7 separate regions of the Homo sapiens genome follow, and regions 1, 2, 3, 4, 6 and 7 are each linked to region 5. A link is a contact called in ENCODE Hi-C or POLR2A ChIA-PET data. All regions are on one chromosome and are shown on one strand. The core of a region is the stretch at or near the end of the contact, and the rest is flanking DNA. Distances in the headings are between cores, read along the strand shown.

The links. A loop is a pair of places that touch in the nucleus more often than their neighbours do. ChIA-PET counts read pairs that join two places held with the same protein, here RNA polymerase II (POLR2A). Pooled maps may share reads with other maps.
Region 1: a pooled map shows a loop between it and region 5 (16-fold over the local background). The contact joins the promoter of MPND here to the promoter of FZR1 in region 5. A Hi-C loop is called at or near these places in 2 of 37 single-sample maps with no recorded cell type and 9 of 50 pooled maps. POLR2A ChIA-PET finds 5 or more read pairs at or near these places in 1 of 52 experiments (activated naive CD4-positive, alpha-beta T cell).
Region 2: a map of CD8-positive, alpha-beta T cell shows a loop between it and region 5 (4-fold over the local background). The contact joins the promoter of THOP1 here to the promoter of FZR1 in region 5. A Hi-C loop is called at or near these places in 2 of 168 maps with a recorded cell type or tissue (CD8-positive, alpha-beta T cell and naive thymus-derived CD4-positive, alpha-beta T cell), 5 of 37 single-sample maps with no recorded cell type and 17 of 50 pooled maps.
Region 3: a loop to region 5 is called in a map of ascending aorta, with 4 times the contacts of the local background. The contact joins the promoter of YJU2 here to the promoter of FZR1 in region 5. A Hi-C loop is called at or near these places in 1 of 168 maps with a recorded cell type or tissue (ascending aorta) and 15 of 50 pooled maps. POLR2A ChIA-PET finds 5 or more read pairs at or near these places in 4 of 52 experiments (GM10248, GM12878, activated CD4-positive, alpha-beta T cell and 1 more).
Region 4: a pooled map shows a loop between it and region 5 (9-fold over the local background). The contact joins the promoter of SIRT6 here to the promoter of FZR1 in region 5. A Hi-C loop is called at or near these places in 1 of 37 single-sample maps with no recorded cell type and 9 of 50 pooled maps. POLR2A ChIA-PET finds 5 or more read pairs at or near these places in 1 of 52 experiments (activated B cell).
Region 6: a loop to region 5 is called in a pooled map, with 4 times the contacts of the local background. The contact joins the enhancer-like site here to the promoter of FZR1 in region 5. A Hi-C loop is called at or near these places in 1 of 50 pooled maps. POLR2A ChIA-PET finds 5 or more read pairs at or near these places in 2 of 52 experiments (PC-9 and naive thymus-derived CD8-positive, alpha-beta T cell).
Region 7: a map of B cell shows a loop between it and region 5 (6-fold over the local background). The contact joins the promoter of HDGFL2 here to the promoter of FZR1 in region 5. A Hi-C loop is called at or near these places in 1 of 168 maps with a recorded cell type or tissue (B cell), 2 of 37 single-sample maps with no recorded cell type and 10 of 50 pooled maps. POLR2A ChIA-PET finds 5 or more read pairs at or near these places in 1 of 52 experiments (naive thymus-derived CD8-positive, alpha-beta T cell).

The regions. Positions count from the first base shown.
Region 1 is chr19:4,341,712-4,345,373 of GRCh38, forward strand. MPND (MPN domain containing) reads left to right here and starts at 1,851. Exons shown (of 13, transcript NM_001300862.2): 1 at 1,851-1,889; 2 at 1,997-2,283. The coding sequence starts at 1,883. RefSeq lists enhancers at 763-882, 903-1,634 and a silencer at 1,703-1,992.
Region 2 is chr19:2,782,568-2,786,752 of GRCh38, forward strand. It overlaps THOP1 (thimet oligopeptidase 1), which reads left to right and starts at 2,936. Exons shown (of 13, transcript NM_003249.5): 1 at 2,936-3,111. The coding sequence starts at 3,096. SGTA (small glutamine rich tetratricopeptide repeat co-chaperone alpha) reads right to left here and starts at 706. Exons shown (of 12, transcript NM_003021.4): 1 at 666-706. RefSeq lists silencers at 628-677, 2,623-2,732, 2,763-3,222 and an enhancer at 1,068-1,137.
Region 3 is chr19:4,244,788-4,248,605 of GRCh38, forward strand. YJU2 (YJU2 splicing factor homolog) reads left to right here and starts at 2,293. Exons shown (of 8, transcript NM_018074.6): 1 at 2,293-2,383. The coding sequence starts at 2,360. RefSeq lists enhancers at 1,353-2,124, 1,883-2,022, 2,363-2,452.
Region 4 is chr19:4,181,313-4,185,320 of GRCh38, forward strand. SIRT6 (sirtuin 6) reads right to left here and starts at 1,251. Exons shown (of 8, transcript NM_016539.4): 1 at 1,162-1,251. The coding sequence starts at 1,227. It overlaps ANKRD24 (ankyrin repeat domain 24), which reads left to right and starts at 1,377. Exons shown (of 22, transcript NM_001393985.1): 1 at 1,377-1,428. RefSeq lists enhancers at 1,225-1,314, 1,385-1,434.
Region 5 is chr19:3,504,246-3,507,825 of GRCh38, forward strand. It overlaps FZR1 (fizzy and cell division cycle 20 related 1), which reads left to right and starts at 2,066. Exons shown (of 14, transcript NM_016263.4): 1 at 2,066-2,229. RefSeq lists enhancers at 1,441-1,490, 1,541-1,800, 2,611-2,820 and a silencer at 2,121-2,270.
Region 6 is chr19:2,550,457-2,554,527 of GRCh38, forward strand. The region is part of intron 3 of GNG7 (G protein subunit gamma 7); the gene reads right to left. Among named protein-coding and RNA genes, the nearest start is that of GADD45B, 76 kb to the left of the region's middle. Within about 2 kb of position 2,580, at least 12 of the 41 ENCODE cell types and tissues checked have a DNase peak (open chromatin) inside an H3K27ac peak, as active enhancers do.
Region 7 is chr19:4,470,615-4,474,333 of GRCh38, forward strand. It overlaps HDGFL2 (HDGF like 2), which reads left to right and starts at 1,683. Exons shown (of 16, transcript NM_001001520.3): 1 at 1,683-1,808. The coding sequence starts at 1,737. RefSeq lists enhancers at 329-498, 759-1,108, 3,598-3,719 and silencers at 1,609-1,788, 1,819-1,878.

The DNA.
Region 1 (3,662 bases), core at 601-3,100, 840 kb after region 5:
AAGGCCCTGTCTCGAAAAGAAAAGAAAATAGGCTGGGCGCAGTGGCTCACACCTGTAATCCCAGCACTTTGGGAGGCTGAGGCAGGTGGATCACCTGAGGTTGGGAGTTCGAGACCAGCCTGGCAAACATGGTGAAACCCCTTCTCTACTAAAAATACAAAAATTAGCTGGGTGTGGTGATGTGCATCTGCAGTCCCAGCTAATTGGGAGGCTGAGGCAGGAGAATCGCTTGAACCTGGTAGGCAGAGGTTGTAGCGAGCCAAGATCTTGCCACTACACTCCGGCCTGGGTGACAGAGCGAGACTCCGTCTCAAAAAAAAAAAAAAAAAAAAAAAAAAAAAAAGAAAAAAGAAAAGAAAAGAAAACAAAATAATAATATGGGAGGGAGGTGGTAATAGGTGCATTTTAGAAAGAGCCCTCTGGGGCAATGGTGGAAGACCGACAGGGTGGGGCATGAGTTTGGAGGCCTGAGACTCACTGCGATGGCCAGGATTTGGGTGCAAGAGGCTGGAGGTGTGGCTCAGGGTTTTGGAAGGCAGGGGACGGAAAAAAAGCCAAAGAGAAAGTGCGTAAGGAGTTGGGGAAATAAACTGAGGCCGGTTTGGGCTATGCTGAGTCTGCAGGCCTTGGGGATGCCCGTTGTTGGCTGGACAGTCAGGGTGGGGCCCCTAAAGGGTGCCTGGGCTGGACAACAATAGTTCACATGTACCCAGCTCTTGCTCTATGTCAAGTCTTCTTCCTGAGAACATTCCCGAGCACCCTGGAGAGCCTCCCCCGCACCCCTACTGTCCAGTTCCCACTTCCCGACTGCGGTCTGGGCAAAGCCACCCGCACTTGAGCCCATCCCACGGCGTCCCGGAGCTTTAGGAAGTCCCCATCCCGGACTTTCAACCCTGCCAGGGACTGAGGGAAATCCCAGAGCCTGGGCTCCGGGACGAAGGTCCCAGGACAGGGTCGGGGATGTAGTTGCAGAAACAGGGTAGGGGACAAAGGCCGGGGCTGCACTGATCAGGCGCGCAACGAGCCCGGCCCTGCCTCCTGCTCCGCCCAAGGGTATGGAGGGCCGGACTCGGCTGGCCTTATACCCGGAGCTGATTGGCTGGTGAGTCCAGTCCCTGCCTCTGATGGTTTGCGCTCATAACTAAGGGTTTCTACTGATTGGTTTACATGGACGTCTGCCCATTGGTCAAATCCGAGTTGGTGTAATCAGATAGTTGACACGGATTGGTTGGTGCGGGAATCCAGTAGCTTGCTATCGATTGGTTGAGGGTGAAATAAATGGGACTCTTATCATTGGCTGGCGGGCTCCGCAACGGTCCAATCATGGAATCAGTCGAGGGCCGCCCGGGAGGGTGGGAGTTAATTCTTTAGCGACTGAGGCCGGCTTGGGCTCTTTGGCTCCACCTGTGTCTGCGCGAGGCTGTTCCCTATTGGAGTCCGCATTGTTCCCCTGGACCTGAGTTTCTCCCCTGGTCCTAAAGGCCGAGGCCTCTGAGTTCCTCAAGTGCGGTGACCGCAGGTCTCACCTTCTCCTCTCCTTGCAGCAGGCTGAGCCACTCGCGCACCCGCCCCAGGCTTCCACCTTGCAACCTCTATCCCTGGACAGCGAGGCCTCAGTTTCCCCATTCGCACCAATGAGCTCCCGGTCAACACCCCGTCACGCCTCAGTTTCCCGAATGTTCCCAGAGGGCTGAGTTCCCGATCTCTCTCCCGCGTGGGCATCCCCGAGGCCTCAGTTTCTCCGCCCACCCCAGCGCGCCGAGCCCTTCCCCCGACCCCGGCGACGGCCAATGGTTGGGGCGCCCCTCCCCTCCCCGGGGCGGGGCCGCGTGACGTGCCGGGAAGCCGGAGTCTAGAGCTCCGGGCGCGGGGAGGCGCGGCCATGGCAGGTACGGCGGGCCCAGCGGGGCGGAGGCGCGGGGCGCGGGGCTGCAGGGGCGCGGGGCTGCAGAGCCGTGGGGCGAGCGGCCTCCCTGCAGCCTCTCGCTGTCCGCAGCTCCGGAGCCGCTGTCCCCGGCGGGCGGTGCGGGCGAGGAGGCGCCGGAGGAGGACGAGGACGAAGCGGAGGCCGAGGACCCTGAGCGGCCGAATGCGGGAGCGGGCGGTGGACGCAGTGGCGGCGGCGGCAGTAGCGTCAGCGGAGGAGGCGGCGGCGGCGGGGCCGGGGCGGGGGGCTGCGGCGGGCCCGGGGGCGCGCTCACCAGGCGCGCGGTCACACTGCGGGTGCTCCTCAAAGACGCGCTGCTGGAGCCTGGCGCCGGGGTGCTGTCCATCTACTACCTGGTGAGCACCCCGCCTCCCTCGTCCCATCGCGGCTCGGGCAGGAAGGGGAAACTGAGGCCTGGAGTTCCCTTGCTGCAGGACAAGCTTCAGTGTAGGGAGGGGACACTGAGGCCCGGAGCTCCCTTGCTGAGAGACGAGCCCCGGTGTGGCGAGGGGAAACTGAGGCCCGGGGCTCCGTTGACTGCAGGAAGAGCTCCAGTGTGAGGAGGGGAAACTGAGGCTCGGAGCTCTCTTGGCTGCAGGAAGAGCCCCGACATGAAGAGGGGAGACTGAGGCCCGGAGCTCCCTTGGCGGCAGGAAGAGCCCCGGTGTGAGGAAGGGAGACTGAGGCCTGGAGAGCTCCCTTGCTTTAGGACAAGCCCCAGTGTGGGGAGGGGAAACTGAGGCCCAGAGCTCCTTTCCTGCAGGAGGAGCTCCCGTGGAGGGGACACTGAGGCCCGGAGCTCTTTTTACGGGACAAGCCCCATGTGGAGAGAGGAATCTGAGGCACAGATGGGTCCTTCTGGTGGGGAGGACGTAGATTACCAAACACCCCATCCCACAAAGGAGAAGCTGAGGCTCAGAGAGGAGCCACCACCCGCGCAGGGTCAGATGGGCAACACCCCGGCCTTCCTGTGGTTTCCCAGCCGTGAAATGGAATATTTCCCCACCATGGGAAAATTAGGGGATGGTTAAATGAATAAAGCCCTCAGCAGGCGCCTGCCACATGGTAAGCACTTTATCTGTGGTAGGTATTAGTACTTTTTTTTTTTTTTTTTTTTTGAGACAGAGTCTCGCTTTTTTGCCCAGGCTGGAATGCAGTTGCTCGATCTCGGCTCACTGCAACCTCTGCCTCCCGGTTCAAGCGATTTTCTGCCTCAGCCTCCCGAGTAGCTGGGACTACAGGTATGCGCCACCACGCCTGGCTAATTTTTTTTTTTTGCAGTTTTAGTAGAGACGGGGTTTCACTATATTGGCCAGGCTGGTCTTGAACTCCTGACCTCGTGGTCCGCCTGCCTCAGCTCCCAAAGTGCTGGGATTATAGGCGTGAGCCACCATGCCCGGCCTTTTTTTTTTTTTTTTTTTTTTTTTGAGACAGAGTCTCGCGCTGTTGCCCAGGCTGGAATGCAGTAGCATGATCTCGGCTCACTGCAACCTCTGCCTCCCGGTTCAAGCAATTCTCCTGCCTTAGCCTCTTGAGTAGCTGGGATTACAGGCACCCGCCACCACGCCTGGCTAATTTTTATATTTTTAGTAGAGATGGGGTTTCACCATGTTGGCCAGGCTGGTCTCAAACTCCTGACCTCAGGTGATCCGCCCGCCTCAGCCTCCCAAAGTGCTGGGATTACAGGCGTGAACCACTGCACCCAGCCCTGTATTATTACTATTACTGTTGTCAT
Region 2 (4,185 bases), core at 1,686-4,185, 720 kb before region 5:
ACCCAGGTTTACACAGCGGGTGGGAGGTGGTGGTGGACGGTCCTGAATCCCAGATTTCCCCCACCTCTAGCACGATATGCAGAAGAAGACTCTAAACATGATATAAGACGAACGCCTGCTAATTCTTTGGAGTTCTCAGATTCCGCTGGACCCTGCGGCTCTCCTTCTCCTAGGCAGGGACTTTTGAACAACGCCCGTTTTACAGAGGGGAAAACTGAGGCTCCGAGAAGCCAAGAGGCTGGGCAAGGTCACCCAGGTAGGGACTGGCGGCGCTGGAACCAGAGTTCCGACTTCAGTCCCCACAAACGGGGGTCCCTGAGTCACAGGGACGACGTTTCCAGGCGGTTAATAAGAGCGGAACGGCAGCGAACACCCAGCGAGCGCTCACTACATGCGGGGCGCCTTCCCCTCCCGCCGTCCTCGCCACCAGGCCGCGGACCAGCATTTCCAGGACCTGGGGCCTGGGGAAGGGAGATCAGGGCTCGAAGGGCCTGCCCGATGGCGCCCGGCCTCAGTTTCCCCTCCGCACCGCCTACTCACAGGACCCCGCGGGTCGCGGTGACCCTGGCCTCACGATCCCCAAACTCTTACGAGCTTTGGGGCCCCGTGGGCCCCGAGCCGCAGACCCCAGACCCACCAGGCTCAGCGCAGTGCCCCTCACTCACCTCTCAGGCGACCGATCCCCGACCCACCGACGGTTGCGCTTGCGCACCGCGGTGCCGCCCGGCCCCGGCCCCAGGGCGCGACGCCTGCGCAAAAGAAAGGCGCCCGGAGTTGCTTCCCTTCTGCACAGGCGCGTTAATGATGGAGGCGGGCGTGGAAGGAAGTGACGCAACGTAGAGGCGGGAACCAGCTGGTTGTTAGGGCAACTGACCTCTGCGACCTAATGGAGGCCGGAAATCGGGTCTGGTTTGCCCTCTAGAGCGGGAATGAAGCGGTGCACGGTGGAACAGTGGCTGACTCCAGCCGGTCGCCGAGCTGACCACGTGGTGCTGGGCCGGCCACGTGGTGCAGCCGCGTTTGGACACCTGGACTCCAGAGCGTCACAGCTGCGCAATGAATGGGAGTCAGTGTTACCCGCTTACTATCTTTGTTCATTTATTCACCCACCCATCTACTCACCCACAAATGCATTCTTTCATGCAGTGTGAGACGTTTGTGAGTATAGAGCCATTTGTAGACAGCAGGTGCCTAATATTCATTCAATATTTATTGCAAAGCAGCCATAAAAACCAGCAAAGTGTCTACTCTCATTATTTTGCATTGGGGTAGACGGACTATAAACTAATAAACTAGTACATAAATAGAGAAACAAATTTCACAGCAAACACTAAGAAAAAAAAAATGAAGGTAGTGTGATTGTCACTGGGAGCTAAGTCGCATGGGATGGGTAGGAAAGATCATCCTTTACATTTGGATTTCAAGGATAGGAAAGTCCAAACGGACCCCAGGCACAGGGAACAGCGAAAATGAACGCCGATGTAAAATTAATCTTGGTGTTGCTCAAGACATGTGATGAGACATTTCCAAGGACGACAGAAAACTGATCACCATCTAAGTTACAGTTGCCAGAAATGTTCTCCCAATTCATTTTCGTCCTACTCAAAATACATGCACGATTAATGGCGTGGATTATTTTAATTTCTTTTGCAGAAATAAAGGAGGTGAGGCCGGCCGTGGTGGCTCACGCCTGTAATCCCAGCACTTTGGGAGGCCAGGGGGCAGATCACTTGATGTCAGGAGTTCGAGACCAGCCTGGCCAACACGGTGAAACCCTGTATCTACTAAAAATGCAAAAATTAGCCGGGCGTGGTGCGGGCATTTGTAGTCCCAGCTACTCGGGACGCTGAGACAGGAGAATCGCTTGAACCCGAGAGGCAGAGGTTGCAGCGAGCCGAGATCGCGCCATTGCACTCCAGCCTGGGCGACTGAGCGAGACTCCCTCCAGCCCCTCCAAAGCAAAAGAAAACAAAACAAAAACAAAAAAAGGGAAGAAAGGAGGTCGGTTGTTTTGGTTTTTGCCAGTTTAATTGTAGTACATTGTTTTTTCTGGGTGCCCTAACAGTTCAAGACAGATGGTTCAAGATGTTTTTTGTTTTAACCCACAACACTGCATGTAGGTCAGGCTACTGCACTGTTCCACAACACCTGTTATTTGACATGAATCCGTTTACTTGCTTTTGTTTCTGACAAAAAAAAAAAAAAAAAAAAAAACTTGGCCCGGCGCGGTGGCTCACACCTGTAATCCCAGCACTTTGGGAGGCCGAGGCGGGCGGATCACGAGGTCAAGAGATCAAGACCATCCTGGCCAACATGGTGAAACCCCCTCTTTACTAAAAATACAAAAATTAGCCGGGGTGGGGGCTGGCGCCTGTAGTCCCAGCTCCTGGAAAGGCTGAGGCAGGAAAATTACTTGAACCAGGGAGGCGGAGGTTGCAGTGAGCCGAGATTGCTGCTACTGCACTCCAGCCTGGGCGACAGAGCGAGACTCCGTCTCAAAAACAACCAAAGCACCAAAACTTCTGGTTAATTTAATTGATTCGTCGGATTCAGATGCTGGAAAGTGGGCCTGGGATATACAGTAAGCGATCAATAATAACACTGGCCCAACACACAGCTATAAGAAGCGAGGCAAGTACACATTAACGCGGTAGCCTGAAGCCCAAGCGAAGTCTCAGCGCAATGAGCCGCGCAGAGGCTCAGAGGCGTCAGCGGCGTGCGCGGTTTCCAAGGAAACCGTCCGTCCTAGCCACCCCAGCGGCTCTGGAATGGTAGAGCAAGAGGCTCCGCCCACGCACCGCCGAGACCAATAACGGACCGGGAGGGTTACGGCGAGTGCGCAGAGGGCTCCAGCGCACTCCCGGCCCTCCTCCTTTAGCTGTGGGCGGGGCTCAGGGGCGCGTGCGTCCTGCCCTCCCTGTGCGCGCGCCGCCCCAGCATGCCCCGGGAGCGCGGGCGGCGGGCCCCTTGGTCCTCAGGCGGCCGTGGCGGCGGTGGCGGCGGTTGGGCCGAGGCAGGCGGCCTCAGTGGCCGAGGTGGCTGGACGCGTAGCAGGTGGAAGGAGGGAGGGAGCCGCAGGCGCAGACCCACCCGCCATGAAGCCCCCCGCAGGTACCGACTACCCCGCTCGCCGGACCCGGGCGTCCCCTGCACCCTCGCTCCTCCCGGGGTCGCGACTTGGGCCTAAGGCTGGAGCGAAGCGACCCCCGAGCCACCCTCGGCCGGGCTGGAGGGGCAGCGGGGGAGGTGGACGACCCTGCTCTCTCGTTTGCCGAATGAATGAACCAGCTTTTCCAGCGCTTCATTCATTCTGCAAAGTTGATGGCGCTTCCCTTCCGGATGGGTCGGGCCCCGTGGCGGACCCTGGGGAGGCCGTGATTTAACGACTCCAGTCCCGTTTTCCTGGAATTCTAGAGCCACAGACAGACATTCAAAAATTAAATAAGAGAGGATCGAAGATAGGGAGGGATCGGTGCTCTGGTGCAGATAAACACGAACGGGGCAGTCCCAGGGACACGTTTTTAGAGAGAGGGTGGTTCCTGGGGGGCTTTTCTGAAGAGGTGAGCGTCGACTTGCTTGATTGGGAGAAGCAAGTGTCCTGCCAAGACCGGGGAAGGAGGCGTCCCGGGAGGAGGGAACGTGTTTGGAGAGCAGAAAGTCAGTTTGGCTGGAACGTAACGAGGGGACCTTTTAATTTTGTTATTTATTTACTTTGTCTCCCAAGCGGGAGTGCAGTGGTGCGATCACGACTCCCTGCAGCCTCGAACTCTTGGACTCAGTCAATCCTCCCGCCTCAGCCACCTGAGTAACTGGGACTACAGGCCTGCACCACCACACTTGGCTAATTTTTTGTAGAAACGAGGTTTCGCCATGTTGCCCAGGCTGGTCTTGAAGTCCTGGGTTCAAGCAATCCACCTGCCTCGGCCTCCCAAAGTGCTGGGATTACAGACATGAGCCACTGTACCCAGCCAAGACCCTTTTAATTTAGAGGCAAAGGGGCGATGTGACCTGTGTACTGTTTATTTATTTATTTGTTGGTTTATTTTTTGAGACAGTCTGTGTCTCCCAGGCTGGGGTGTAGTGGTGCAATCTCTGCTCACACAGGCTCACCGCAACCTCCGCCTCCCGGGTTCAAGCTATGCTGCTTCAGCCTCCCAAGCAGCTGGGATTTCAGGCGCCCACCAC
Region 3 (3,818 bases), core at 1,043-3,542, 740 kb after region 5:
GCTAACTCGGAAGGCTGAGGTGGGGGATCGCCTGAGCCGGGAAGTGGAGGCCACAGAGAGCCATGATTGCGTTACTGCACTCCAGCCTAGGTGACAGAGCGAGACCCTGTCTCAAAAAGTATACATACATATCCTTGCCATTTTAGTGCCTAAGTACATTACACCATGACTATAACCATATTTTCTTTTTTTTTTTTTGAGATGGAGTTTCACTCTTGTCACCCAGGCTGGAGTGCAATGGCGCCATATCGACTCACCGCAACCTCTGCCTCCCAGGTTCAAGTGATTCTCCTGCCTCAGCCTCCCAAGCAGCTGGGATTACAGGCATGCACCACCATGCCCGGCTAATTTTGTATTTTTAGTAGAGACAAGATTTCTTCATGTTGGTCTGGTTGGTCTTGAACTCTCGACCTGCACCACCGCACCTGGCTAATTTTGCATTTTTAGTAGAGACGGGGTTTCTCCGTGTTGGTCTGATTGGTCTTGAACTCCTGACCTCAGGTGATTCGCCCACGTCGGCCTCCCAAAGTGCTGGGATTACAGGCGTAAGCCACCATGCCCGGTATCTTTTTCTTTTTTTTCTCTTTTTTTTTTTTTTTGAGATGGAGTCTCACTCTGTCGCCCAGGCCACAGGGCAGCGGCACAATCTCGATCTCAGTTCACTGCAACCTCAGCCTCCTGGGTTCATGCAATTCTCCTGCCTCAGCCTCCCAAGTAGCTGGGATTACAGGTTCCCGCCACCACGCCCGGCTAATTTTTGTATTTTTAGTAGAGATGGGGTTCCACCATGGTGGCCATGGTGACCAGGCTGGTCTCGAACTCCTGACCTCAGGTGATCCACCCTCCTTGGCCTCCCAAAGTGCTGGGATTACAGGCATGAGCCACCGCGCCTGGCGACTATAACGATCTTAAAAGCATACATTGCTATGCAATATCAGGACATCTGGACCTTCCATTGTTGTAGTAGTGTGTCCTCCTAGGCATTTGTAAGACGTTTTCTCAATTGTAAACATCTTATGACCCTGGCTCGTGACTGGCAGCGAATGTGCCTTGTTAATTTTAAGATGGAGTTGATTTTTGGCCAGGTGCAGTGGCTCATGCCTGTAATCCCAGCACTTTGGGAGGCAGAGGCGAGCAGATCACCTGAGGTCAGGAGTTCGAGACCTGCCTGGCCAAAATGGTGAAACCCCATCTCTACTAAAACTACAAAAATTAGGCAGGTGTGGTGGTGCGTGCCTGTAATCCCAGCTACTCGGGAGGTTGAGACAGGAGAATCACTTGAATCCTGAGGTGGAGGTTGCAGTGAGCCAAGATCGCACCACTGGAGGCAGAGGTTGCAGTGAGCCAAGATCGCACCACTGCCCGTCAGCCTGGGCAACAGAGCAAGACTCCTCAAAAGATAAATAAATAAACAAACAATTGCCACAGCAACATCAAGAAGTTACCCTATATGGTCTAAAAAAGGGAGGTATGAATAATCCACCCCTTGTTTAGCATATCATCAATAAATCACCATAAACATGGGCAACCACCAGCCCTTGGGGCTGCTTTGTCTGTGAAGTAGCCATTCTTTTATTCATCTACTTTCTAAATAAACTTGTTTTTGCTTTGCACTGTGGACTCGCCCTGAATTCCTTCTTGCACGAGATCCAAGAACCCTCTCCTGGGGTCTGGATCCGGACCCCTTTCCTGGAACAATCTGACACAGAGGAAACGTCCATGAAAGGTGGGGAGGAGGCTGGGGAAGGAGGCTGGGGAAGGAATGGGATGGGAAGTCCTCGTTAAGGGGAAGGCACAGGTGGGCAATGGAGGGACATTTGGGAGACACTGCGTATGTTTAGGAAGTTGGTTTGGAGCCTGATCTTTAAGTCAATGTCTGTGACTCAAGAGTCGTCCAGGGTCCTCTTAAGTCACCCTATGTGTGGCCCCAACCCCATGTGAGAGTTGCGGGCCCAGGAACGATGTGTGGATTCCCAGAGCCCAGAATACAAGGCAGGCGCATAATACATATTTGCTGAATAAAAGAATGAAGAACAAGAGGTCACGTTACAAAATTTTAACGAGCCGCTGCCCGCTTCTAGGGGGCGCAGCGCACTATACAAAATTCTCCAATTCCACATGGCTCCCGGAATCCTTATTTCGCGCTACTCAGGTTGCAACTCCGGAGGGAAGACGCTGGGACTTCCAGCTTGATAGGCGGGGATTGGAACCAATGAAAGAGGTCTGCTGTGTATGCTGCAGCCAATAATAGCGGCCGAAGGAAGTGACGTTTGCGGAAGTAAGGCTTCCGTCGGAAAAGCTCGATAATTACCCAGCCTAACCATTTCTCAGGTGCTTGCGAGGTGATCAGAAGGCAAAGATGTCGGAGCGAAAAGTATTAAACGTAAGTGTTGGGCGACTGGGGCTTTTCAATCGGAGCAGGACATCCCGGAACTCCGGGAGAGGGAGGAGCTTCCTGAGATCTCTTCTTTGGAACCCTTCTTTCCCAGCGGCCTTCCGCGAGATGGGGCTTCCCAGACTCCTCCCTAGACTCCTCCCCATCGCCTTCCGTCGGGGGGGTGGGCCTTCGCTAAGTCTCCCTTCTGGGCTGGGGTGTAGTTAGTCACCTGCGGGGCGTGGCTTGGGCTTTTACCCAATCACCACCAGATAGGGTTTTTTTTCTGGGGGCGGGGCTTCCTTAAATGCTGGCGGCCGTGTTTTGCCCTCTTCTTGAGGGGCGTGGCTCTGAGAAGCCCCGCCCCACTTGGGGACTGTAACCAATCGTGTACTTTGGGTGGGGTGGGGTGGGGTGGCGCGTGTGTGTGTGTGTGTGTGTGTGTGTGTGTGTGTGTGTGTGTGTGTGTGTGTGTGTGTGTGTGTGTGTGTGTGTGTGTGTGTGTGTGTGTGTGTGTGTGTGTGTGTGTGTGTGTGTTTTGTTTTTTTTACTGGGGTCTGGTCATGCAGATAACCTCTGCCTTACAGTGGCCAAGATTTTACTGGGGTCTGGTCATGCAGATAACCTCTGCCTGACAGTGGCCAAGATTCCAGACTCCCAGAAGAAAAGCAGAGGTTCAGTATAAACTATACTGTTGGCACACTTCTGTTTTTTGGTTTTTTGAGATGGAGTTTTGCGCTTGCTTCCCAGGCTGGAGTGCAGTGGCACGTTCTTGGCTCACTGCAGCTTCTGCCTCCTGGGTTCAAGCGATTCTCCTGCCTCAGCCTCCTGAGTAGCTGGGACTGCAGGCGCCCGCCACCATGCCTGGTTAATTTTTTTTGTATTTTAGTAGAGATGAGATTTCACCATGTTGCCCAGGGTGGTTTTGAACTCTTGATCTCAGGCATTCCACCCACCTCATACTCCCAAAGTGCTGGAATTACAGGCGTGAGCCACCGCGCCCGGCCCCACGCAGGTCTTTCTAGGAGAGCAGTCTCAGGCTTGCTGTAGGAACTCCTGGGAAACAGGAGCCCTGGGATACAAAGGGAGTGTGAGTATGGATTATGACAGATACCTCCACTGCACCACTGGAAAATAAAGCACTTTGTGTTTGGAGCACCTACTGGGTGCCAGACACTGCAAAGAGCACTTTATCCCCCTTGCCTCAAGGAATGCGTGCAAAGACTCTTGGAGACAGAGGACAGTGTGCGCATTTCACAGAGGAGTAAACTGAGCCCTGCAGGTTTCAGCTCCTCAGGATTCAGATCCAGGGAGATGACTCTGTAGGAAACGGATGTAGTATCGTGATTGGGAGGCTGAGCTAACAGAGTCCTGGTTTACCCTCTACAGAATTGCTGGGGAGTTGGGACTCCTCGGGGAACTCGGTCTCCTGCCTGAACAACAG
Region 4 (4,008 bases), core at 1-2,500, 680 kb after region 5:
GGCTTAGATGTCACTTCAGTGACAGTGATGCCTCCCTTGGCCAACTGGTTTCCATGCAACCCCTAGTCAGTCTCCCTTACTAGAAGGAGGGGTTTTTAATCTGTGTTGCTCCTGGCTGTGGCCTTAGTACCTAGAAAGTGCCTGAGCTACAGTAAGTGCTCTATAAATGTTGGTGGAATAAAGTGACTAACAGGCCGGGTATGGTGGCTCACGCCTATAATCCCAGCACTTTGGGAAGCCAAGGTGGGTGGATCACTTGAGATCAAGAGTTCAAGAGCAGACTGGCCAACATGGTGAAACCCCGCCTCTACTAAAAATACAAAAATTAGCCAGGCGTGGTGGCAGGTGCCTGTAGTCTCATCTACTCTACTCAGGAGGCTGAGGCAGGAGAATCGCTTGAACCTAGGAGGCGGAGGTTGCAGTGAGCCGAGATCGCGCCACTGCACTCCAGCCTGGGCGACAGAGAAACTCCATCTCAAAAATATAATAATAATAATAATAAAGTGACTAACAGCAGCAGTGAAGAGTGGGGCTTCTGGACGGGCGCACACCATCAGCGCTCATTAAATGCATGAGTCAGAATGCATGGGCCAGCCTTATGGAATGGGGCCATCTTCACCTCGTTTGCAGAAAGTTTGGAGATGGAGACCCAAAAGGGAAGTGACTTCCCCAAAGTCCCACAGTGCGTGGAGGGGGCAGCCGATCCCTCCACTTCCCCTCTGAGTGGCTGGAGGGATCTTTCTGGCACATTCTGTCCAGTCCCCTCGCCAGGGCAAAACCCTTCCCCATCACCCTCAGGATAAAGTGCCAACTCCCCAGCCTGGCATTTGAGCCCCGTCCTGGCCCGGCTCTGGAAACCTCCCAGGCCTAATCGTTCTCCAGGTGTGTTTATTCCCACCTCCCTTTGCGCCTGTCGTCCCCTCTTCCTGGAACTACATCCCCTCTCTCCCCGATCAGCCCCGACAGGGTGACCACAGAGTTGGGCGTGTTGGCGTCCCCCGGCGCGCAGGGGCGTCACTTCCCGCCCCTTCCTCACTGGGAAGTCCCTCCCATTGTCTAGCCTCAGTGCCCCCTGATATTCCCACAATGCCCCCCTGCCATCCGGCCGCTCCCAGCCCGCGGCCCTGGGGCGCGATGCTCGGGACCCTCAGACGCGCTCACCTCCGGGAGGCCGCACTTGCCCTTGTCCGCGTACGGCGACAGCCCCGCCGCGTAATTCACCGACATCCTCGACTGCCCCACGGGAACAATAAAGTTTCCCTTGTTGAGGCCGCTTCCGCCGGAAGCGGGGCGGGGCGGGGAAGAAGGAGGAACCGCGTTCCAGTCCTGCGCACCCGGCCTCCCACGGCAAGGCGCATGCGCCTCTTGCTGACGCCGCAGGCGACATGTTATCTGCTGTCAGAAGGAAGCCTGCCTCTTTGCATGCAGGTGTTTGCGGGGCTTGGGAAGGGGCTCCCCGATGACCCGGGCGGGAAATTGGGGCGGCCGCCTACGTGAGAGTTCTCCAGTCACCTCTAAAATGCGGGACACAGGCTATCCATGTCCCCACAACCCCTTTTACGGATTAGTAAATTCCGTAAGGACAGAGCCGGACAGCAGGGACCCCAGCCTAAGGGTTTTGAATGCCACGCAGAGTTACCTGAATATCTCATTTGTGTGTGTGTGTGTGTGTGTGTGTGTGTGTGTGACGGAGCCTCGCTCTGTTGCCCAGGCTGGAGTGCAGTGGCGCAATCTCGGTTCACTGCAACCTCCGCCTCTTGGGTTCAAGCGATTCTCCTGCCTCAGCCTCCCTAGTAGCTGGGATTACAGGCGCCCGCCACCACACCCAGCAAATTTTTGTATTTTTTAGTAGAGACGGGGTTTCTCCATGTTGGTCAGGCTGGTCCCGAACTCCTGACCTCAGGTGATCTGACCGCCTCGGCCTCCCAAAGTGCTGGGATTACAGGCGTGAGCCACTGCGTCCGGCCAAGTTATCTGAGTATCATCCAACTGGAGGTTCTGCATTCTGCAGGACAGGTCCTGCTCAAGGTCAATGGGGCTGGTGGCCTGGAGGACTCATTTAAGAATCATGTGTTGAGTACCTACTTTGTACTGGGCACACTGGAGAGCAAAGGTGGTACCATCTATGCCCTGGTGGCTGCGGGTGGACACAAACATGTGACCAGGTAATGGTGACATGGTGTGGTTGGGGTGCAATGGGTGATGCAGAGGGCACAGGGCAGTGAGGGGGCTCACAGGAGGCACCTGACCCAGGCTGGGGGCATCCGGGAGGGCTTCCTGGAGGAGGGGATGTTGCAGCAAAGATCTAAAAAGTGAGTGAGCCGGGCGCAGTGGCTCACACCTGTAATCCCAGCACTTTGGGAGGCCAAGGCAGGTGGATCACCTGAGATTGGGAGTTCGAGACCACCCTGACCAACATGGAGAAACCCCGTCTCTACTAAAAATACAAAATTAGCTGGGTGTGGTGGCCTGTAATCGCAGCTGCTCGGGAGGCTGAGGCAGGAGAATTGCTTGAACCCAGGAGGCGGAGATTGCGGTGAGCCGGAGATCGCGCCATTGCACTCCAGCCTGGGCAACAAGCATGAAACTCCGTCTCAAAAATAAATAAATAAATAAATAAAGAGTGCATGAGTCAGGTAGAGCCGGTTGGGGTGACATGAAGTACAGAAAGAATGTTCCTGGTGGGGGGAACAGCAAGTGCAAAGGCTGAGAAAGAGGAAGAGCATGGCTCCTTCCAGAAACTGAAATCAGTCCAGTGATGATAGGGAAGATCGTGGGTGTCTTCCCGCCAGAGCCAGTTGGCCAACAGGCAGTCCGCTGCCAGCCTGTCTCCTCCCTCGGCTCATCCCCGGCCCCCTGGGGCGGCCGCCTGCTCAGAGCCGATCAGGTGTCAGAGTGGAGCGGCTGGAGCTGCTCGTGGCCCAGCTGGGAGTGGGTAACCGGAGCCGGCAGTGGGCACTGTGGCCGGGAGCTCGGGGCACTGGAGCTGCAGGAGGTAGGGGAGGAAGGAGGTGGGAGAGGCCCAGGACGGAGGATCCCCTTATGGCCCCAGGCCCCTGAGCCCTTGTATGTGGGAGAAAGAAGCCGTGCTGAGTCCTAGCCAGGCTGCGGAGCTACCCAGGTACCCTGACACACACATGCACTCGTTCACCCACGCACTTCCCACTTGCCGGCCTGTGCCCTGCCTAGCTTCCTCCAAGGCAGGTGCTCAACATCCCACCCGGCCATCAGGCCCTTCTTATTTACCATCACCTCTTCCAGCAAGCAGCTTCCTAAATTTAGCAGGCGTTTCTCCCTCCCCCAAGCCCACGGATTGTCTTCTCCCAAGCAGCCTGTGAACTCCTCTGTTGGGTGTCTTATTACCCCCTGCTTTGGGTGTGATTGAATCCTCCAGTCAGAGGTAGAAGAAAAAAGGGTAGGTAGTGAGTGAATGGGCACCGGTGGAGGGGTAGATGAATGGATGGGTGGGTGGATGGATGGGGGGCGAATAGGTGGATTGGTGGTTTGGTAGATGGGTGAATGGGTAGATGTATGGATGGATGGGTGGATGGATGAATGGGTGGGTGATTGGGCAAATGGATGGAGGGATGGATAAGTGGATGGATGGATGGATGGAAGGATCCATGGATGGACTGGTGGGTGGGTGGATGGATGCACTGGTGGGTGGGTGGGTGGATGGATGGATTGGTGGTTGGGTGGGTGGATGGAGGGATGGATAAGTGGATGGATGAGTGGATGGGTGGGTGGGTGGATGGGTGGATGGGTGTGTGATTGGGTGGGCAGATGGGTGGATGGATGGATGCTTGGGCAGATGGATGGATGGGTGGTTGGGTGGATGGATGAAGGGATGGATAAGTGGATGGATGGGTGGATGAGTGGATGGATGAATGGTGGGAGTTGGTAGGTGTTTGGGTGGGTGGATGGATGTGTGGGTGAAATCTGATTAAAGGGTGATGAAGAACCATGAGAACATGAATTGGGTGGGTGGGTTTGTGGGTGGTGGCCAGT
Region 5 (3,580 bases), core at 816-3,315:
GGCCTCCCAAAGCACTGGGATTATAGGCGCAAGCCACTGCGCCGGGCAAGAACTTTTTAAATAACAGCTGTATTGAGATATAGTTTACATACTGTACAATTCATCTGTGTAAAGTGATAATTCAGTGGTGTTTAGTATATTCAGAGTCGGGCAGCCATCATCACATAAATTTTTTTTTTTTTTTTCCGAGACGGAGTCTTGCTTTGACACCCAAGGTGGAGTGTGGTGGCATGATCTGGGCTCACTGCAACCTACACTTCCCGGGTTCAAGTGATTCCCCTGCTTCAGCCTCCCGAGTAGCTGGGACTACAGGTGCGCGCCAGCACACCCGGCTCATTTTTGTATTTTTAGTAGAGATGGGGTTTCACCAGATTGGCCAGGCTGATCTTGAACTCCTGACCTCAAGTGATCTGCCCGCCTCAGCCTCCCAAAGTGCTGGGATTACAGGTGTGAGCCACAGCTCACGGCCATCACATCAATTTTAGAACATATCCATCAACCCCCCAAAATAAAGTCCATTCCAGTCACTCCTGATCCCCCTCTCCCAGCCCTTGGCAACCACTAATCCACTTCCTGTCTCTATGGATTTGCTTATCTGGACATTTCGTATCAATGGAATCACTCACTATGTGGTCTTTTGTATCTGGCTTCTTTCACTGGGCATGATGCTTTCGAGGTTCATCCAATCTGTAGCCTGTGTCCGAGCCTCATTGCCTCATATTGCAAAACACCGTGTCATTGTATGAATGGAGCATTTTCCCTTCATCTGTGGATGTACATTTGGGTTGTGTGCACTTTGTGGATGTTATGAATAAAGCTGCTATGCACATAGGTGTGTGAGTTTTTGCGTGGATGTTACATGTTTGTTTCTCTTGGGTAGATACCTAGGAGTGTTACTGCTGTGTCATGTGGCAATTCTATGTTTAACCTTTTTTTTTTTTTTTTTTTTTTTGAGACTGAGTCTTGCCCTGTTGCCTAGGCTGGAGTACAATGGTGCGATCTTGGCTCACTGCAACCTTTGCCTCCCGGGTTCAAGCAATTCTCCTGCCTCAGTCTCCCCAGTAGCTGGGATTACAGGCGCCTGCCACGATGCTTGGCTAATTTTTCGTATTTTTAGTAGAGACGGGGTTTCACTATGTTGGCCAGGCTGGTCTCGAACTCCTGACCTCAGGTGATCCACCCACCTCCACCTCCCAAAGTGCTGTGATTACAGGCGTGAGCCACCGCGCCCGGCCCATAATTTTTTTAAAAACCTGTTTTTTGTTTTTTTTTTCAAGACGTAGTGTTGCTCTGTCACCCTGGCTGAAGTGCAGTGGCGCAATCTCGGCTCATTGCAACCTCTGCCTCCTGGGTTCAAGGGATTCTTCTGCCTCAACCTCCCGAGTAGCTGGGATTAACTCCGTACCTCAGGTGATCCGCCCGCCTCGGCCTCCCAAAGTGCCGGGATTACAGGCTTGAGCCACCGCACCTGGCCTAAAAACCTGTTTTGTTCCCTGCTGTCTCACTGGGGCCTGGAGGAGCAGCACTTAGGAGCGCAATGCAGGTTTGTTGAATAAATTAATGACTCTCAGCAGTGACGTTTGTACGTTCGGGACACGCACCTGGTGTTGGGTCCCATCTGCGCTCATTAGGCGCGACGTCAATGCCGCACTGAGGTGTGCCTGGCTTCGATCTACCCTAGGAAGGGTCTGCCCTGGGGCGCCCCATTCCGCGACTGTCCCCAGTGGGAACCACGCCCTCCATCTACCAGAGCCATTTCTGCAACGTCTAGCACCCCGCGGGTCCTCTTCCGGCCGCGGTTGCCCTGGGCAACGCGTGGAGCCGCGCTTCCTGTATTGATTTGAATCGCGGGAGACGTCACGTCCTCCCGAGATGCCCAACGCGCGCAGGCGCAGCCACTCGGAGTGGGCAGGGCCTGGCTGGGTGTTGGGCAGGGCCTGGCGGTGTGTGGGGTAGGCGGGGGGCGTGGCCGCGATTAGCCGCGCGCGGCGTGGGGGCGTGGTCGGGTTGCGGGGGTGCGCGCGGCCGGCCGGGCGCGCGCGGCGGAGGGAGGGAGCCGGGAGGCAGCGGAGGAGCGACCGCCGCCATATTAGGGACCGCGGAGCCCGGGATCCCGTCAGCGGCGGCCGCGGCCGGGCCTGCGGGAGCTGCGGAGGCCGGAGGCGGGCGCTGTGCGGTGCCAGGAGAGGCGGGGTCGGCGGGAGCCAGCGAGCCACGGGAGCGAGCCAGGTGAGGCGGCCGGGGTCGGGGACCCGCCCCCCGGGCCCTAGGCGGCGGAGCTTGACTGCGACCCCCCAAAACCGGGACGGCGGGGCGGGCTGCGACCCCCACCCCAGCTCAGGCCCCTCCAGGAGCCCCCAGTCCCCTCGAATGCCGCCTCCCAGGCCGAACTAGGCCCGGGTGACCTCAGCATCCGCGTCTCCCGAGTTAACACCCAAATCCCAGCGTCCCCCCCACGTCGGGGCCTGCCGTGACCCCCACCCCGAGCCACCTGTAAGTCGTGACCTCCCCGCAGCCGCCGTCAGCGTCCACCATTCTTTTTAAAATAGGCTGAGCCCTGCACCCCCAACCAGGGGACCCCACTGCGCACCCCTAGAACAGCAGACCCCGCCTCCTAACCCGGGTGATTTCTCCCTGGCCTGTCATCCCCGGGACTTCCCAGTTCAGACCCTCCCAGCTTGGGTCCTGCCCACACGAAGCCGCCCCCCATCGCTGAGCCTGTGGTGTGCGATGGCTCGCCCAGGCCGCAACCAGCCCCTCGCCCCAGTAAAATGCAGTCCCAGCCCGGGACACCCGGAAACCTGTGTCTGTGGTCACTGTTGTGTCCACCAGTCCCCGCAGGCACGGGTTGAGTGCATGGATGTCCCCGTCTCACCTCATCTCGCTGATTTCTGCTCCCCCACCCTCCCAGCGTGCCCCCTACCAGCCCCCATTCCCCCGAAATCCAGCTCTCCCACCAAAGCCTCAGACGAGCTATCCGTGCACAAGCCCCTCCCTCCTCCGAACTGAACCTCCGTCCTGCGTCCTGCCCCGTGTCTTCTCCAAACGCAAGCCTGGCCATCTCGGATCCCCAGAATATGGAGTGTGCCCCCCATTCAGAGCCGTTTTACCCCTACTCAAACCTGTGACACCCCCTCCCCCTCTTCCACCGTCCAGACCTGTCTCCACCCCACGTCCTGAGACCCCCGATATGCAGATGTTCAGCCTAAATCTGTTTTGTCTTTTCCCCTGTTTTCTCCACCCCAAACTCATCCTCTGGTTCAGGGCGTCTCTCTGGTTCCGATTCCCCCGCCCCGCCCCAGTCTACCGGGCGATGACCTCATGCCTCTCCGTGGTGAGGCCCCCACCCCAACCTATGTGCTTTGAAGGAGGGTGATTTACCTAAGGGAAAACCATCCACCAAGGACACACACCACCAGCATGAGGGCAGCCTGCGGGGACTTTGAAGTGAAGGCGGAGTGGTCTCTCTCGGGGTGGGGGTGGGGATAGAAGCTGACGGCATCACCTAGGTTTGGTCCCCGGAGTGGATGTGTCGGGGGCCGTCTGTCATGCGGAATTCCGCGTGGGCCTCCTCCTGTGT
Region 6 (4,071 bases), core at 1,330-3,829, 950 kb before region 5:
CTCAAGTGATCTCCGCCCACCTCAGCCTCCCAAAGTGCTGCGATTACAGGCAGGAGCCACCGCTCCCGGCCACCTCTGCTCACCTCCTCACCAAGCCCCAGCTTCTGTGACTGTCCCCCAGGGAGAGTGACCATGGCCCTGCTGGGCTCTGAGGGGCTTGTGCAGATGAGCAGGTGGCCTACACAGCCTGAGGGACCACCAGCTGCTCTGTGGCAAGTCTCGTGACTCCAATCCCGCTCTGCCTCTGGCCAGCCCCCGGGCCTTGCCACATCTTTTGGTTGCCGAGCCTCAGTTTCCCCACCTATAAAATGGGGACAATGAGCCCTGCTCCCCAGGGATCCTAGGAGAACTAAAGGAATTGGAGCAGTGGACCTGGCCTGCAGGGGGCACGGGAGAGGTATCTGCTGAGTCGCTGAGTAGGGGGAGCTGAGGATCAGGGAGGCGTCAGTGGTGGGGATGGCCCGGCTGCTGGGAACAGGGCCAGGGGACTTAGCCAGGGCCCGACGAGAGCTGCCTGATGTCATTGCTGGAGCCTCTTGTCATCCCTCCCAGCAGATGCTGCAGCATAGGGACCTAATCCCCACGGCACGTGGCCACATGGCTGGCAGCTTGAGCTTGCGGCCTGGAGACACCTGAGCCTTGCCCAGGCAGCTCCGTGCCACCTGCCGTCCAGCCACGCTGCCATCAGCCAGCACTTGTGTGTCCCAGAGGACGGGGCTCAGGGCAGGCTCCAGGGACCTCACCCTGGCCGTTTGACCTCCAGCAAAGGAGGTCTGGTCTCCCGGTCAGAAAACAGGAGAGAGGGCAGGGACTTCTCCATGGAGAATATATTCATGGAGAAGGACGTAAAAGGATCCAGACCAGACACCACGGGCACATGCGACCCCTCGGCCATCGGCCAGGTTTTAAATCATCACTGTCTTCGTCGTCATCCTGAGTGTCATTTGTGTGGGGGCCGGGACTAGGGTGAGGCCATGCGGCACTCACCTTGGGGGCAAAATCTAGGGAACGCCAAAAAGCCCTGCCGTGCTGGTAAATTATATTTTCATACAATCTTTTATTATTTATATAAAAATATATTTATATGTATTTATTAATATATATTTATCTATTATCTATAATATATAAATATGCATTTATAAATATATAAACAAATATATATTTATAAATATATAAAAACACATATACATATTTATAAATAAAATATATATTTAAAAAATATATATATATACACACACATATTTTGAGACAGAGTCTCGCTCTGGCCCCCAGGCTGGAGTGCAACGGCACGATCTCAGCTCACTGCAACCTCTGCCTCCCGGGCTCAAGTGAGTTTTCTGCCTCAGCCTCCCAAGTAGCTGGGATTACAGGCATGCGTCACCACGCCCGGCTAATTTTTTTTATTTTCAGTAGAGATGGGGTTTTGCCATGTTGGCCAGTCTGGTCTCGAGCTTCTGACCTCAGGCGATCCACCCACCTTGACCTCCCAAAGTGCTGGGATTACAGGCGTGAGCCACGGCGCCTGACTGCTTGTGTGTTCACAGCTGCCCCCCAACGCTTGCATTCCCGCCTGAGCTCCGCCTCCTGTCCCATCAGCAGTGGCATCAGATTCTCATAGAAGCGTGAACCCAATTGTGAACTGTGCATGTAAGGGATCTTGGTTGCACGCTCCTTATGAGAATCTAATGCCTAATGGCCTCGACTGGCCAACATGATAAAACCCCATCTCTACTAAAAAATACAAAAAATCAGCCGGAAATTGCTTGAACCCAGGAGGCGGAGTTTGCAGTAAGCTAAGATCATGCCACTGCACTCCAGACTGGGCAACAGAGAGAGACTCTGTCTCAAAACAAGCAAACAGAAATAATCTAATGCCTGATGATCTGTCACTGTCTCCCATCACCTCCAGATGGGACCATCTAGTTTTTATTTGTTTGTTTGTTATTGAGACAGAGTCTCGCTCTGTTGCCGAGGCTGGAGTACAATGGTGCGATCTCGGCTCACTACAACCTCCGCCTCCCGGGTTCAAGCGATTCTCCTACCTCAGCCTCCCAAGTAGCTGGGACTACAGGTGCCCACCACCACGCCTGGCTAATTTTTGTATTTTTAGTAGAGATGAGGTTTCATCTTGTTGGTCAGGCTAGTCTCGAACTCCTGACCTCAAGTGATCCACCCGCCTCAGCCTCCCAAAATGCTGGGGTTATAGGCGTGAGCCACCACACCCAGCCCAGGGACCATCTAGTTGCAGGAAACAAGCTCCGGGCTCCCAGTGATCCCACATTATGGTGAGTTGTGGAATTATTTTATTATATATTACAATGTCATAATAACAGAAACAAAGTGCACAAAAAAAGTAATGCGTTTGAATCGTCCCCAAACCATCCTCCCGGCTCCACCCCCCCCACCTCCCCACTGTCTGTGGAAAAACTGTCTTCCACGAATCCACTCCCTGGGGCCAAAAAGGTTGAGGACTGCTGCCTTAAGGAACCAGAAAAGGAAGAACGAAGGCAGCCCCAAGCCAGCAGGAGGAAGGAAATTGTAAAGATCAGAGCAGCGATAAACGAGACAGAGATGAGAAAAACTGGCGAGTCGACGAAACCAAAAGTTGGTTCTTTGAAAAGAGCTAGGTGATTGACAAACCTCTAGCGGGGCTGACCAAAAGCAAAACCAAAAAAAAAAAAAAAAAGAGGAAATAAGATGCAGATAACTACACGCAGAAACGAAAGGAGGACATTACTACCAACTGTATGGAAATAAAAGGCATTATCAGAGAACACGGTAGCATTATGAACCAGTGTGTGACATCCAATTAGGTAATCTACACGAAATGGACAAATTCCTAGAAAAACGCGAATGAAACAGATCAGCGATGGTTTCAGGTTCAGCTCACATCTCTTAGATACTGACATGCCAGCATGGTGCTGAGCATATATATATATACATATATATATGTAATATACATTTTATATGCAATATATATGTTATATATTATATGCAATATATTATGTTATATATTATATACTATATATTATATTTTATATGTACATCTCATTACATATATGTACACATTACATGTAACATCACATTACATATATGTAATATCACATGTAATAAATCATATCACATACACGCACATATTACATGCAATATATCATACTACATACATGCACACGTTACATGTAATATGTTATATTACATACATGCACACGTTACATGTAATATGTTATATTACACACATGTGCACATTACATATAATATATTACATATATGTACATATTACATGCAATATATTACATATATGCACATATTGCATGTAATGTTATATCACACACATGTACGTATCATGTGTAATATATCACATACATGTACATATTATATGTAATATTGCATACATGTACATATTATATGTAACATTGCATACATGTACATATTCTATGTAATATTACATACATGTGCATATTGCATGTAATATATTGTATGTAATATATTATATGTAATATATATTACACATATGTATATATTATATGTAATATATATTACACATATGTATATATTATATGTATATATGTATACACAGTGGCGTGCACCTATAGTCCCAGCTACTCAGGAGGCTGAGGCAAAGGGATTGCTTGAACCCAGGAGTTCAAGATTGCAGTGAGCTATGATATAATAGTATATTATAGCAGTGAACTATAATATATTATATATAATATATAATATATATATTTTTTTCTTTTCTTTAGAGACCTGGTCTCACTCTGTTGCCCAGCGTGGAGTCCCATGGTGCAATCACAATCACAGCTCACAGTAGCCTCCACCTCCTGGGCTCAAGTGATCCTTCTGCCTCAGCCTCCCAAAATGCTAGGATGACAGGCACGTGCCACCACACTGGGTATATTTTTTAAGAGACCGGGTCTCACTCTGTCACCTAGGCTGGAGTACAGTGGTGCAATCATAGCTCACTGCAACCCCGAACTCCTGGGTTCAAGCAATCCTCTTGCCTCAGCCTCCTGAGTAGCTGGGACTACAGGCGCACGCCACTGTGTATACATATATATAGGTATATGTGTG
Region 7 (3,719 bases), core at 433-2,932, 970 kb after region 5:
TAATTACAAAAAACAAAACAAAACACAGCAACATCAACAAATTTTAAAACTTAACATTTCTTGGCCCTGTTATACTTGATTCCTGGAAGGTAGAGTTTTGTTTTTTGTTTTTGTTTTTTTTTTGAGACAGAGTCTCGCGCTGTCGCCCAGGCTGGAGTGCAGTGGCACGATCTCGGCTCACTGCAAGCTCCGCCTCCCGGGGTCAGGCCATTCTCCTGCCTCAGCCTCCCTAGTAGCTGGGACTACAGGCGCCTGCCACCACGCCTAGCTATTTTTTTTGTATTTTTAGTCGAGACGGGGTTTCACTATGTTAGCCAGGATGGTCTCGATCTCCTGACCTCGTGATCCACCCACCTCGGCCTCCCAAAGTGCTGGGATTACAGGCGTGAGCCACCACGCCCTGCCGGAAGGTAGAGTTATAGCTTTTTTTTTTCTGCTCTGTCACCCAGTCTGGAGTGCAGTGGCGCGATCTCGGCTTACTGCAACCCCCCGCTCCTGGGTTCGAGTGATTCTCCTGCCTCAGCTTCCTGAGTAGCTGGTATAGGTGCGTGCCACCACGCCCAGCTAATTTTTGTATTTTTAGTAGAGACGGGGTTTCACCATGTTGGCCAGGCTTGGTCTCAAACTCCTGACCTCGTGATCCGCCCGCTTCGTCCTCTCAAAGTGCCGGGGTTACAGCCGTGAGCCATCGCGTCCGGCCGAGTTATAGCTTCTAATACTTCCTGTATTTCCTGTTGCCGGGCTCAGTCTAGAGCAGGGTCCTCACAATCATTATGGGCCCCATCTTCCAAGTGCAGAGAGCGAAGCCCAGGACAATCAAGTGACTCGGCCCCACGGTATTCAGTACATTTTTCTTGAATGAATGAATAGGTCTGTGTGGCGTTTTGGGGCCCTGGCATATAGTAGGTACTCAGTTAAGTTTTTAACTAAGTGAAGAAATAACTATTTTGTGCATTTTGTGGCTGTTTATACTAAGAGCTCCCCCGGAGCCTGCCCCTTCCTCTAAGTCCCGCCTCCTCGAGCTGGCAATCGCCCGTCCCTGTTTTATGTTGTATCGCTCTTCTTTCGATAGCCAATGGCCGACGTTCCCGCTGAAGCCCCGCCTCTTGTGATGGCCAATGCCTGCTCCCTACCTTGAGGCGCTTCTCTTGTGGTATCCAATGGCTTGCATATCTACTTTAAGCCTCTCCTCCTGAGCGGGAGAGGCTGTCAATGACCCGCCCATTGCGTTAAGTGATTGGCCTTCTTTTCTGCGGTATCCAATGTTCTGCCCTCCTTATATCCCCTTCTCTTGTGGAGGTCTATGTCCTGCCTCTTTCCCTTAAGCTCCACCCCTTCACTCCCTTAGAGCGTCTGTTCGTCTCCTCCCACCTTTCCCTTTCACCTCCCATAACCTCCCATTAGAGTCTCTGGGTTACGCCCCTTGGGTCTGTCCGTTATCCAATCCCGTTAACTGCTGTGCTCCAACCTCTGTTCTTATTGGTCGCCTCCCTTCTCTGTCCCCTGCACGTGGTCCTGATCGACGGCTTTGCCGGCCCGTGACGGCCGGAGGGCTGAACTTCCGTTGGCGCAACGCCCAATAAGCGCGCGTCGGCAGGCTGCCCAGACAGCCTCCCCCGCCCCCTCGGCGTCCCGCTCCCGCCCCCGGCTTCGCCTCCCGCTGCCGCCGCCGCCGCCGCCGCAGCCGCTACCGCCGCTGCAGCCGCTTTCCGCGGCCTGGGCCTCTCGCCGTCAGCATGCCACACGCCTTCAAGCCCGGGGACTTGGTGTTCGCTAAGATGAAGGGCTACCCTCACTGGCCTGCCAGGGTGAGGCCGCGCGGGAGATGGGGCCGGTGGGGGGGGGGGGGGGGGCAGCGGGGGCCCCGGGCCGGAGGCGGGCACTGGAGGGCCGGGGTTGTCCTGGGCCTGAAGGAGCTGCGCCCCGGGGGTCTGGGGTTCATGGGGTCTGGGGGTGTCCGAGACCCGCAGCGGCCCCGCCCTGGGGGTCTGGGGGTCCTGGGCCGCAGGGAGCTGCGCCCTAGGGGTCTGGGGTTGTCCGGGGCCTGCCGGAGCCGCGCCCCGGGGTCTAGGGATCCTGGGCCTCAGGGAGCCCCGCCCTCGGGGCCTGGGGGTCCTGGGCTGCAGGGAGCCGCGTTCTTGTGGTCTGGTGGTGTTCGGATCCTGCAGGACCCGCCGTCTGGGCCTGCAGGAGCCCCTCCCGGGGTCTGGGGGTCCTCGGCCTCAGGGAGCTGCGTCCTGGGGTTCTGGGGGTGTCCAAGCCCTGCAGGAGCCGCGCCCCGGGGTCTGGGGGCCCTGGGCCTCAGGGGGCCGCGCCTAGGGGTTCTGAGGGTGTCTGCGGCCTGAGAGACTCTCGCCCTTGGTGTATGAGGGTTTTGGGGCTCAGAGAGTCGCTCCCTGGGAGTCTGGGGGTATCCTGGGCCCGAGGGAGTCGCACCTTGGGGGTTTGGGGGTGTTTGGGGCCTGAAAGAGCCGCGCGCCGACGGTCTGGGGGTCCCGGGCCCGAGGAAGCGGTGCCCTGGGGGTCTGGGGCCTGATAAATTCTCACTCTGGGGGAATGGCGGTCCTGGACCTGAGGGAGCTGCGCCGTGGGGATCTGGGGGGTGTCCAGGGCCTGAAGGAGCTGCGGCGCCAATGGTCTGGGGGTCCTGGGCCTGAGGAAGCTGCGCTCTGGGGGTCTGGGGCTTCTGTGCCTGAGGGAGCTGCACCATGGGGATCTGGGGTTGCCCTGGCCCAGAGGGAGCCACGCCTCGTGTGTCTGGGGGTGTCCAGGGTGCCTCAGGGAGCCGTGCGCAGGGTGTCTGGGAGGGTCTGGGACCTGAGGGACCCTCACCTGAGGGCCTGGGGATCCCAGGCCTGAGGGCTCAAGGTTCAAGTTTGAGCAGAACTGCGGAACTTGAGATTTGGGGTCAGATATGGGGGCTGAAGCACTCCCTTGTGGGTCCTGGAGAAGCCCAGTTTTGAGGGGCTGGGGGGCCGAGGGCCATGTGCTAGGGGTCCAGGGTTGGAGGAGGCAGTCAGGGGGGAAGGTTGAGGGTCAAGGCTAAGGGAAGCTGGGACCTCTGAGTGAGGGGCTGGGGGTGGGGGAATGGGGCTCGGGGCTCTGTTCACGGGGTCACTGGGACTCGGGGAACTGGACCTTAGAATGAAGTTGGCATCGGGACTGTTGGGGGACCCTGGGGATTGGTCCCCTGTGGGGAGGAGGATGTAGAAGCTGGTTTTGGAGGGACTTGAGGGTGGGGTGGTCCAACCCCAATGCTTGAAATGGAGACAGGCCCGGGCCCAGGGAGTGGGAGCGCTTCTGAGGGAAGGGGGCTGGCCGAGGGGACCTTGGATGCCCCTTTGGTGGAAGCTGGGGTCCCGACGACCTGGATAGTCCCAGGTGTCCTGGCCTGAAGGATATTCCGCACCTTGGAGTCCCAGGTGTGGAGGGGGTGAGTTCCAGGCCCTGAGAGGTACAGGCCAGCGGGAAGCAGGGACCCCAGGCTATTGTCATCCCCAGGTCTTAGGGCTGAGTCTCCCAGGGCTGAGGTTGGTGGAATTTGCCGGGCAGGACTGAGGAATTTGGCACTGGGGGTGGAAGGCTGGGGCAGCAGGGAGGGGCTGTGGAGGGGGACACCAAACGGTGCTCTGGACCAGAACCAGCCCAGGTCCGAAGCTGGCAATGCCGCTGGGATGGGTGGGCCTCGGAGGACCGTGGGCGGGTCTTGGGAGAAGCGG